2 separate regions of the Homo sapiens genome follow, and region 2 is linked to region 1. The links are chromatin contacts, found by Hi-C or POLR2A ChIA-PET in ENCODE. All regions are on one chromosome and are shown on one strand. The core of a region is the stretch at or near the end of the contact, and the rest is flanking DNA. Distances in the headings are between cores, read along the strand shown. Region 1 has its middle 150 kb from the start of LINC02869. Region 2 has its middle 11 kb from the start of LINC02869.

Region 1 (5,227 bases), core at 1,158-3,657:
AGTGCATTTAATATCATGAGGACATGCTGCCATCGCAGACATTTTACAAAACAATTTCATCTCCAGTACCCATCCATACTTGAATGGATAAGTAAAATGTGGTATTACAATGGATATTTTCCATTAATAAAAAAAGAATGGAGTGATGATACATGCAGCAACATAGATGAGCCTCAAAATCAAGACACTAATCGAAAGAAGCCAGACATTTAAGAAACTATATAGTGTATGATTCCAGTTCTGTGAACTGGAAAATGCAAATCTATAGAGACAGAAGGTAGTTGAGTGGTTGCCTGGGACTGGTGGTGGGAAGAAGTGACTGCAATGAGCACCAGGGATTTCATGAGGATGATGGAAAAGTTATAAAATTGGATTGTAGTGATGCTTGCCCAACTTTGTATATGTATTAAATATCACTGAATTGGTCATTTACAAGAGAATTGTGTAGTATGTAAATTATGCCTCAATAAAGCTGCTAAAATAACAAAAAATAAAAGTAGCTTTATATATATTTTACACTAAGCTTTCCTAATTTTTTTTCTAGTTTTAATCAATCAGTCAATTACAACACAACAATTTTAGTACCAATAAAAGTTGGATCTAAACAGAGCAACATGCCAACACGAGCAAAATAATTTCTCATTGCCAAGAATAGAATAATATGTGGCTGAGAACTTTTTGGTTTGCCATGAACCATAAACATAGACTTCAAATGACAGAGGTCTGGACTCATTTATTTTTCTGATTATGAAACTGCCTTATTTAGTTGTGGTGAATTGAGTGGCCTATTGATCCTGGGGACATCAGAAAAAAATTCATCAAAAGCAAATTATGACAGATACATTCAGAGTAGGGGAAGGGAACAAATAGTAGAATAACCCTGAAAACACTTACTACATACATGTGGGAAATAACATACACTACAAATTGTTATTAGCTGATGAATGTGACTACACGTAAATGTAGATCTCGATACTGAAACCAGTTTGTTTGCAATTTGACAGAAGAAGATTATACTTCCCTAAAAGAAAAGTGAATTTTAGATATTTAAAAGATGGGTGGTTAAAACAAAATATTTTACTGATTAACAGGGAAATTCGTAAATTTCCTGAATTTACTGGGAAAGTTTTAATTTTAAATTCAATAATAATTAGCCATTTTATCTTTTTTAGTGAATATTATTTTTGTAAACCTTGAATCTGGCATTCTTCAAACCTGGCATTGGGCATCACCTGGATTTGAAAAAGCAGCAGCTAGTCTGTAGACAGGCCAGTTTCTACACTTACCACAACCTACTTAAAGCTTGTCAATCGGTGAAAATATCAACCTCTTACGAAGATGAATTTAGTTCGGAAAATTCTCTTTTAGTCATAGCAATGGTATTAAATCATCTAAACTGTTTCTAATTTATATTTAATCTCTAGGTTTTAAGGCATTCATTTACCATCAGAAGGGTTTAACTAATTCCTCTGTCTGTCCTTTACCCGTTACATGGCTTCATGACCTCTTCAGAAGCACATTGGCTTCACAAGTCCAGAGCCTATCAGAACCACCAACAATGCTGGGTTCCAAATGCAGTAGACACTAGAAACTGTTCCTAGAATAAATGAGGCATGGAGAAAAATGTAATAGGTTTGTTTCTTTGAATGTCCGCTGTGATAGCTTTTCAGACCAAACAATAGACCCTAAAGCTTTTATTCTAAACCAGGGTCTCTCAAACTCTGCACTATCTGCATTTTAATCCAGATTATTCTTTGTTGTCGGGGACTGCCTTCTATATAATAGAATGTTTTGCAACATCCGTGGCCTGTATTCACTAGGTGTCAGATACATCCACTGCCCTGAAGGGATGACAGCAAAAAATGTTTCTAGCTGTTGGCAAATGTCTGCTGGGGGAGCAAAATTTATCCCTATTTGAGACCCACTGGTCTCAAAGGTTTGGATGATAGTAGTGTTTAGAAATCAGGAGAGAATATTTTTAATCATACTGAGAGCATTTTTACCTATGGAATTATGTAATCTTTCTACAGCTACTTGGTTCAATTGATTAGAAATGAGAATAAGGTTAAGGCATTCTCCTTAAAATAACCTCAGCACTCTGTTAAATACATCTGATGCATTATTGCATTTAATCCTTGCAACAACTTTATGTAACCAACTTGCAAGATGAAGGGGAGATTTGAAAATAAAAAGTCTACCAAAGATCCAATGGCAATCCCCAAATTTAACACCAATTCTTCTTAACTAAAGTAGATACTCTTGATCACTTCATTACCCTTTTAAAAGCCCATTAGATAGACTCTGTTGCAGTTATAGACTACTCCCAATTCTAGATGCAATTCCTGGTCATAAGGGACCCTGATTAAGAGTATGGATGACTCAGCGTCAATGCATTCCCATTACAGGAAAAACATCTCAAGGGCTGTGATTTAGTGAAGGTGAGTCATTAGAGTCATAAAAAAAGAACAAAATCTGTATTTTACAGTGACACAAAATGAATCTCTACAATTATTCCATCTCAGATGACACTCTAGTTTATGGACCCTATCAGAAGGGTAACATTGGAAGAGAATTGTAGGATAACAGTGGGACTTTCTCCAAGAAAATGTGAAATAGAATCAAAAGGAAAGGGAGTGCTGTCACCTTCACATTTGACACTCATAGGCTGTGCTAAGGAAAGCATTTCTGGCATATTTTTAACCTTATTAAGGAAAGTGGACCCTGCTGGGTCACATGGACAAGTTTCCAATCCAATAAGAGTCAGAAATGCAAAAGAAAAATACCCTGGGAAAGTTTTCTCCTGCTTATATGTAGCAGAGACTATAGTGCATTCCCCTGTCCAGCCTATAATTAAGATGAAAGGCATGTGCCCCTCCAATTTGCCATCCAGTGGCATGGTTAACATTCCATCCTGGCTGCAGTGGCCTGATTTGTCTAATGCAACACATTTTTTCAGGAAAGAAAGAAAATAAAGTAAAACACACATTTTACTCTTAAGTGTTTCATAGGATGAGCTATTTCAGTTTCAACTATTTTTAACTCTGTTAAAAGAAAACATTTTTGAATTGAACGTTTCTTACAAGAACACAAATTTAAGGCTGCCTGTCTTAAAGTCTAGCTGTCTTGTTTGCTTAAGATGCTGCCTATTTTGTTGCTGCCATTGCCTGTGACGGGTCAGGCTAAAAAGGTTTGGACAGTGTGGTATGTGCTCAGAAGGCCAGATATTTTCCTCAGCCTCTTGGGGTATCAAAACTTGGCCAAAAAACCTTTGAGAAGAAGGCTGTTTGTGAAAACTCTAATACTTTTGAATTCCACCCAGACTGAAAATGGCATGAGAACAGTCTTTTTTCATAGAAAAGCCTCTCTTCCTACCTCTCCTTAAGCCCTTATAGCCCAAGCAGTCAAAAAATAATAAAGCATATCTGGACTGTGATCTTGATCTTAATCTACATAAACACATATAGAATTTTTTCAAAAATTTATATAAATTCTACACAACTATATATATGCACTCACAATTTACATATTTCTGGAATTTATACAGATACATATATTCATACAGCTATAAATGTCTGAATTCTGCTTTTGATCTTCTGGAAGGATTATCAGTGAATTGTCACTTATAATGTAACATTTTTTAATAGATTTCATTTCACTTACAGACTGATATTATTTGAAATATAATTATACCATAATTCCTCATGGTGATATGGAGTCAAAGCACACACTCATAGACCATTTTTTGTCTATAGAAATCACTTTTTGGAAGGTTCAGAAACTTATGGGTCTGACAAAATTAAGTCATTTCCATGGTAGCCACATTTTATCACCCCAAGGAGAATTCACATCAATGAATAGGTGAATCATTTCAAATCTTCCCAGCTGAAAAATTCAGACCAAAGTTTTAAAGTTTGGACTCTCATAGAAGGTGTGGAATAAATAGATGAATCTGCCTCATGCATGTTAATATCTTTCTTACTAATTGCAGGCCCAGTAAGACATCTTGCAGATGTATCCAATCCTGCACCTAAACTTAATGCCTACGGCCTTTTTACCAAGCAAACCCCTATTTTTTTTTGTTCAGGTCAATATACAAAAGGCAACGAGTTTCCTAGCACCACCCAGTCAGCTAGTCATTCGGCTACATTTTAGCCTCTCTTTAAAAGTTCTCTCCTGCCAGCTCACCCCACTCAGCTCACCCCTGAATGAGTCATGAGGCTTTTGATCACTCACGTCGTCTAAGGTTCTGCAAAGCCTGTGGTTCTGTGGTCCTGCTCAAAGACCACCAAACAGAATTACTCTGCCATGAGTTGCTACGAGTTCCCAGACCCAATTCTTCCAAAGATGTATTCAGTGGCTGTTCATTAATCAGTGTTCTTACTGCTCAATCCTACCTCTTTATAATTCTGACCGGTGAAATATAAAACAGGAAGAGAGAAAGGATTTATTTCACATCAAGATATGTTTTATAAATGCAACATATTATTCCCAAAATGACTACAGTCCTGATACAGGTGGGGTCAGCTTTTAAAAGTTAATTGTGTGAGAAATAACAGAGCGTAAAAGAAAATATGAGAAAGTTATCCATTCCTTTTAGAGATCAGTACACTAGAACAGTTATTTGTCAAGGCAGTTATTAAGCGTGAGCTATTGCTGAGGAAAGGAAAGAAGTTATACCTTGCCTAATGGTTAACATTAGTCAGGGTTAGTACTGGGACAGTAGAGGGGCTCAGACTAATGCAATAAACAATAAGCAACAAGGAAACTTGTTCTGAAATCCAGTAAATCCCTTCTGTACATGGTATGCACTACTGCTCCTACTGGCTCTACCACAAACTACTGGAAGAGAATTCTTTTTTATTTAGGTGTATCGCTTCTAAAGTATGCAAAGTTGTTAACTTACAAGAGGCAATTGATGTTCTCACTGGCTCATGTAGATAAGATTCAAACTCAGAAAGATTTCTATTAAGATGAATGGTGTCTATGCTGGTTTAATTCCAGCATAGCAAACTGCTTTTATGCAACTGGACTGGGATGGTCTGTCTTAGAATTCTTACCCCCAACCTCCTTGGAGCGTACAGCCAACCAACCACAGTAAAAGTACAATTGCAATAGGAATGAGAAGAAAGATGATCAACGATCAAAGAGAGGACCTCCTAATGCTTCAGAGAACAGACCTTCCTCTAAGTATTCCATCAGTGGCCAAACCCTCCTCTTGGCAGGAATG
Region 2 (5,227 bases), core at 1,913-4,412, 160 kb after region 1:
TCTGGGCCACATGGTGTGGAGGGAGGGAGAATCCCTCCCTCCACATACAGGACTCCGGTGTTAGTTCCACAGAATTGTGTGTCGTGTGCACCCATAGCCTTACGTGGGAAGCTATACAAGCAGAACCAGGAGTGACAGTGCTTCTCTGGATGGCTGTGAGAGACGGCTCTCTGAAACGAAAATCCTCACACTGCTGTGAGTCAGACTATCAGCTACATACATGAAACATCCACCTGAAAGAAAGAAGGAAAAGAGAGGGGAAGAGAGAGGAGGGGAGGGGAGAGGAAAATTGCTCTTGGATCTGTGGAGGGAGGAGATTGCCGATTAATGATATCTAAGATCTCACTATTGAGAACTGCTTATATCAAGCACTGTGCAAATCACTTCTCACATACCCTCTCATAGCAGCAATCTTAATAAGATGGGTGTTACTATCATCACCATTTACAGGTGAAGAAACGGAGGCCAAGACAGATTAAGCAGCATGTCTGCAGTCAGTCATGCAGCTAGAGAATGATGGCACCTCGATTTAACCCTTGTTCTATAATTCCAAAGTCTATGCCTTTAAATATTCTGATAAACTGCCTGAAAGAGCCTAGAGTCTTATAGAAAATACAGTCACATATAGAGGTACACTGATATACACCCATATACTCACATACACATACACATGTACATATACACATAAACACACACACATTCACGTATATATGCATATATGTATATACTCACATACGCATATTCACACATATACCCACATGCATAACATATTCACACACACACAAACACATACACATATACACACACATCACTAGGGCTGCCCACCCATAGAAACTCTCCCAATGCATGCTAATTTTTTATTTTATTTTATTTTATTTTATTTATTTTTTGAGACAGAGTCTCGCTCTGTTGCCCAGGCTGGAGTGCAATGGCGTGATCTCAGCTCACTGTAACTTCCACTTCCCTGGTTCAAGGGATTCTCCGGCCTCAGCCTTCTGAGTAGCTGGGATTACAGGCGCCCACCACCACTCCTAGCTAATTTTTGTTTTTTTAGTAGAGACGGGGTTTCACCACGTTGACCAGGCAGGTCTGGAACTCCTTACCTCAGGTGATCCGCCCCCCTCGGCCTCCCAAAGTGCTGGAATTACAGGCGTGAGCCACCATGCCCGGCCTCATGCTGATTTGAGAGAGCACTTTGCTGCATCCAATCCACATCCTCCCCTTTCTCTCCCACTCCTCATAAAGGTCCTTGGAGTTAGCCAAGGACTCTCTCTTACAATTTGTTTAAGGTTCTGCAAATAGCAGAGGGCTAAAAAGACATTCAGACCATGAGGGGATGTTCCTGTGTGGGGATTTTTAAATAATCAATTAGAACATGTTATGGACTTCCTGAAAACACTTTTTAACTCAAGAGAATAGCTTGACTGTGATTGGTTTTGTTAGAAGTCAAAAGGAAGAGTGCAAAGGACTGACCTCCTATTTCAGGCTTAAAAAAGAAAAATAGCCTCATCTCATTTTGTGGATTTTTCCCCTTATCTTTTTGACACCGGGGGAACTTATTTCTTTTTTTTGGTTACACATATCACAGACAGTGAGGAGGCAATCCTTAGAGAGCTTCTATCTGAAGTGGTTTAACTAAAAGATGAGTCGCATTCTCAGTGCTGTTTCCCAGGTTCTGAGATATTTTTCACTCTTTTTCTTTCCCACAGCCAACACAAGGAAAATGGACTGTGGGTCAGGTAATGTAAGCAACAGACCACAAGATTATTGCCAAAAATGTAACCATCCAATCAACTTCAAAGGAAAATATTCATTAAAGTGACACATGTTAACAGTATTGAATTCAAAACACTTGTTTGGACACCCAGATGCCGGAAAGTGCCATATCCTGATTAGCTGAAATATTCTCAATTCTCTCAGATCTTCCTTCCTTATTTTGATTGCAAGTCAGGTTTCAGGGAAATTCTTTCCCACTACTGTCTACTGATCACATCACTAAAGCATTTAAAAATCTTACTTGTTTCCTATAAGAAGAAATGGAAAGCACAACCACAAATATTTGTGTAAATGTCACCATTTATTATTGGAGTCTTTGTTCATGCTGTTAGAGAATTATTGCAGCAAGTTCTTGTAGCTGGACTTCTCTTCAGACACTTCCTACACTGAACACGCACACTCAGACACGCCCATATGCTCACTCACTCTCTGTTTTTCTTCTTTATGCAGATGATTTTCCATTTCTTTTACCTTCTATATGTTGTCTTCAGATAGAAGGTATATGTTCTACTATGAGTGTTTTCAAGCCCAGGGGAAGTGGAAAGGCAAGAGAGCTGTTCTCTCCCATAGAAGGCAGAAAATAAAATCCACAGAAAGAAAGAGAAAGCACTTCCAGAAGGCAGCAAGTTCACGTCCTAGCCTATCATTCACCAAAAAGGAAGAACAGAGTGAGGCAGCAATATTGGGCTTTAACTCTTTCCTGGAATGCTCTGAACCAGATGCCCGGGATTTCATTTTTATAGAATTAGATCATAAATGGGACCAAGCTCCCGGTTCAGTCATTTGTCACCAAATAGCAAGAATGTGGTGTCCTAACATGGAAAGAATGTTATGTCCTAAACATTTATTTCTGGCCATGTCTTTCCCAGCCTTGAGATCAAAACTTCACCTAATAGATAAGCATGGGGCCTGGACCCCTTGTCCTACCCACTCCTCGGTAGATAGCACCCCACTTGCCCAGCCTCGCATGGTCATCTTCTCCATGTTTTAGCCTGGCTGGGGCTGCAGCGATCTTTAGCCTCAGTTATGTTTATGCAATGAGTCTCCCTCACATTTTCTCACACCCATTCATCTCTCTGGTAGGAGCAGGATTCCTCTCTCTGTTTCCCTTTGCCTTGCTGGTGTTTCTAGGAAAACAACTCTGTATTTTATTAACTGAATAAATATTGGTCATTTGTCCAACTCTATCGCTCAATCTCATGCTTGTTGCTATACAAGGAGTGTATATGCAGGATGAGCATGTGAGAGTCAAGGAGGGATCCAGTGGATTTCCAAACAATCCAGGTGCTAGACTGAATTATCTTTGGGCAGCATCATGAAATGCTGTAATTTGTCCCATCCCCATTAAGAGCTGTGTATGACGGATGATTCACTACAGCAATGTCAACAGTTTCTTGTCCAATAGTCAAAGGCTTTAGTCTCTGCATTCTCTACCAAGGGAACTATACTTTCTTACACAGAGGAAAAAATCTAGATTCACAGTTTTTCCTCATTCTGTCTTTGCTTACTGTGCCTGTCTTTCCATGCCCGGGACTAGCATTTACCACATGGTTATGCAGAAAGAATGCAATGAATTTATTTGATATCAGATTTTCCCAAACTTAAAAAAAAAAAAAGCAGAATTCTTAATGATGGAAAGGAAAACATTGGCTAAAATGAATGACATTTGGATCCAAGCCAAGGGTTAATATTTTTATTTCTATTTACACCTTTGTTACATGATTGATTGCTTTGGCCCAAGCTATTTGTACAGATGAGTTGCTTTGCATAAGAGTCATGGTATCCCAAAATATAGAAATACTGTTGAGAAGAGGGAGGTACAGGCTATGGGGTCAGAATCCCAGCTACATCTCTTATTAAGGTGTGACTCTGGGAGAGTTATGAAATTTTCTAAACCTCAAGGGTTTGTTTGTTTGTTTGCTTTTCAACTAGGCTGAATATCTTTTTAAAATTTTTTTAATTTTTATTTTATTTCAATAGATTTTTGGGAACAGGTGTAAACCTCAAGTTTTCAAATGCAGAGGATAATGATGTTACCTTACATCCTAGCGTGACTGGGAGACAGAAATGAGGTAGTTCACATAAAGCCCTCAGCTCAGTACTTGGCACAAAAGGTTTAAAAATGTTAATTTTATTATTATTATAATAAATACTAATATAGCAAATCCTATTTTAAGAGACATGTGGAAGTTTATTAGTTCATTCATTTATAATCTTGTGAGGAATCATTTTGTGAAGGAAAAAAATGTTTTGCAAAGTGAAAAATTATGCCCTTATTAATTGTTATATATATATGAACTGTTTTCAGCCCAAAGATATTTACATCAACTTCATATTTCATTAATAAGTTTTACCAAAAGATGTTTACACATACACAAAGCATACATAAACATGCATATACATATGATATACATGCATAGGTATTATATGTGTGTGTATATATAAATCTATACTTTCTTTTTCTTGAATCAATTATCAGCGCCCTATAAATCAGAGGACTTACTGAAGACACACACTAGTGTTTTCTTCTTAAGGTTCCAAGAGGGAAAAATCATTTGATAATCAACAGCTTCCTATACTGCAACACTCCAGGCTCCTCTCAGAGGACAAAGTTTAGTAACATTTGTATCATCATTACTCCATCTACATTCTCAGCCTCTAACTGCCTTAAGGGATACAGTCACTGTGAGCACAAGCCTTCTGAGGTTACCAGCAGGATGGTCTGGAATTCCACCCTCCCCTAAATGCCCAGAACATAAGTCATCACTGATGTTGACTTGAACTGATTCACACTGCCCAGGACTTCTTCCTTACTGAGTAGCAGTCCTTCACAGGATCGAATGAGATCATCTCCCTCTCGCTCCCTCTCTCTCTCTCTCTTTTTTTTTTTTTTTTTTATAGGGATGGGGAAAAAAGTGCTTTTAAAACTGCTGGGTCTTGCAATGTTTTCCAATATCCTAATGCCCTCTGCTTCTCCATTCCTCTCTATTCTAACAAGACCTCATCAAGTTGTGTTCTAAGAAGTATCTGATCTCATCCAAAGAAAAAAAAAATAAAACAATTTATAGACAGAACAAGGTAATATTCCATTCTAATGCACCTTTACTTCTTTGGCCAAGATTACAGCTTGACCACTCTGGATGATAAAGACACTATCTTCTAAGATTTTTGTTTTTATTTTGTTATACTTTTAGCTTTTTTGTTGGTTGAATACCAACAAAAAATACAGATAGTTTTTTGCCTCTCCTTTGACTTCATTACATATCTAACTCTTCTAACTTACTTGTGTCTAACTTTCCTATTGAGTTCACATTTTCTTACAAAAATGTGTCCCCAAGAAAGAATGCATAAGAGAAGATAGACAGTATTTTTAGAATTCTTAAATGACCTGTCATTGGAATTTTCACGTGAAAAGCATTTTCAGTTGACACATGTTATCTACTGAAATCTG

What was found. A loop is a pair of places that touch in the nucleus more often than their neighbours do. ChIA-PET counts read pairs that join two places held with the same protein, here RNA polymerase II (POLR2A). Pooled maps may share reads with other maps.
Region 2: a loop to region 1 is called in a map of PC-3, with 1.8 times the contacts of the local background. The contact joins two enhancer-like sites. A Hi-C loop is called at or near these places in 6 of 168 maps with a recorded cell type or tissue (IMR-90, PC-3, PC-9 and 3 more) and 3 of 50 pooled maps. POLR2A ChIA-PET finds 5 or more read pairs at or near these places in 7 of 52 experiments (A549, AG04449, BJ and 4 more).

Annotation. Positions count from the first base shown.
Region 1 is chr1:218,658,076-218,663,302 of GRCh38, reverse strand. No RefSeq gene overlaps it. Among named protein-coding and RNA genes, the nearest start is that of LINC02869, 150 kb to the right of the region's middle. Within about 2 kb of position 2,407, at least 6 of the 41 ENCODE cell types and tissues checked have a DNase peak (open chromatin) inside an H3K27ac peak, as active enhancers do; they include PC-3, PC-9, endothelial cell of umbilical vein and 1 more, where a contact is called at or near this core.
Region 2 is chr1:218,496,071-218,501,297 of GRCh38, reverse strand. No RefSeq gene overlaps it. Among named protein-coding and RNA genes, the nearest start is that of LINC02869, 11 kb to the left of the region's middle. Within about 2 kb of position 3,162, at least 9 of the 41 ENCODE cell types and tissues checked have a DNase peak (open chromatin) inside an H3K27ac peak, as active enhancers do; they include PC-3, PC-9, endothelial cell of umbilical vein and 1 more, where a contact is called at or near this core.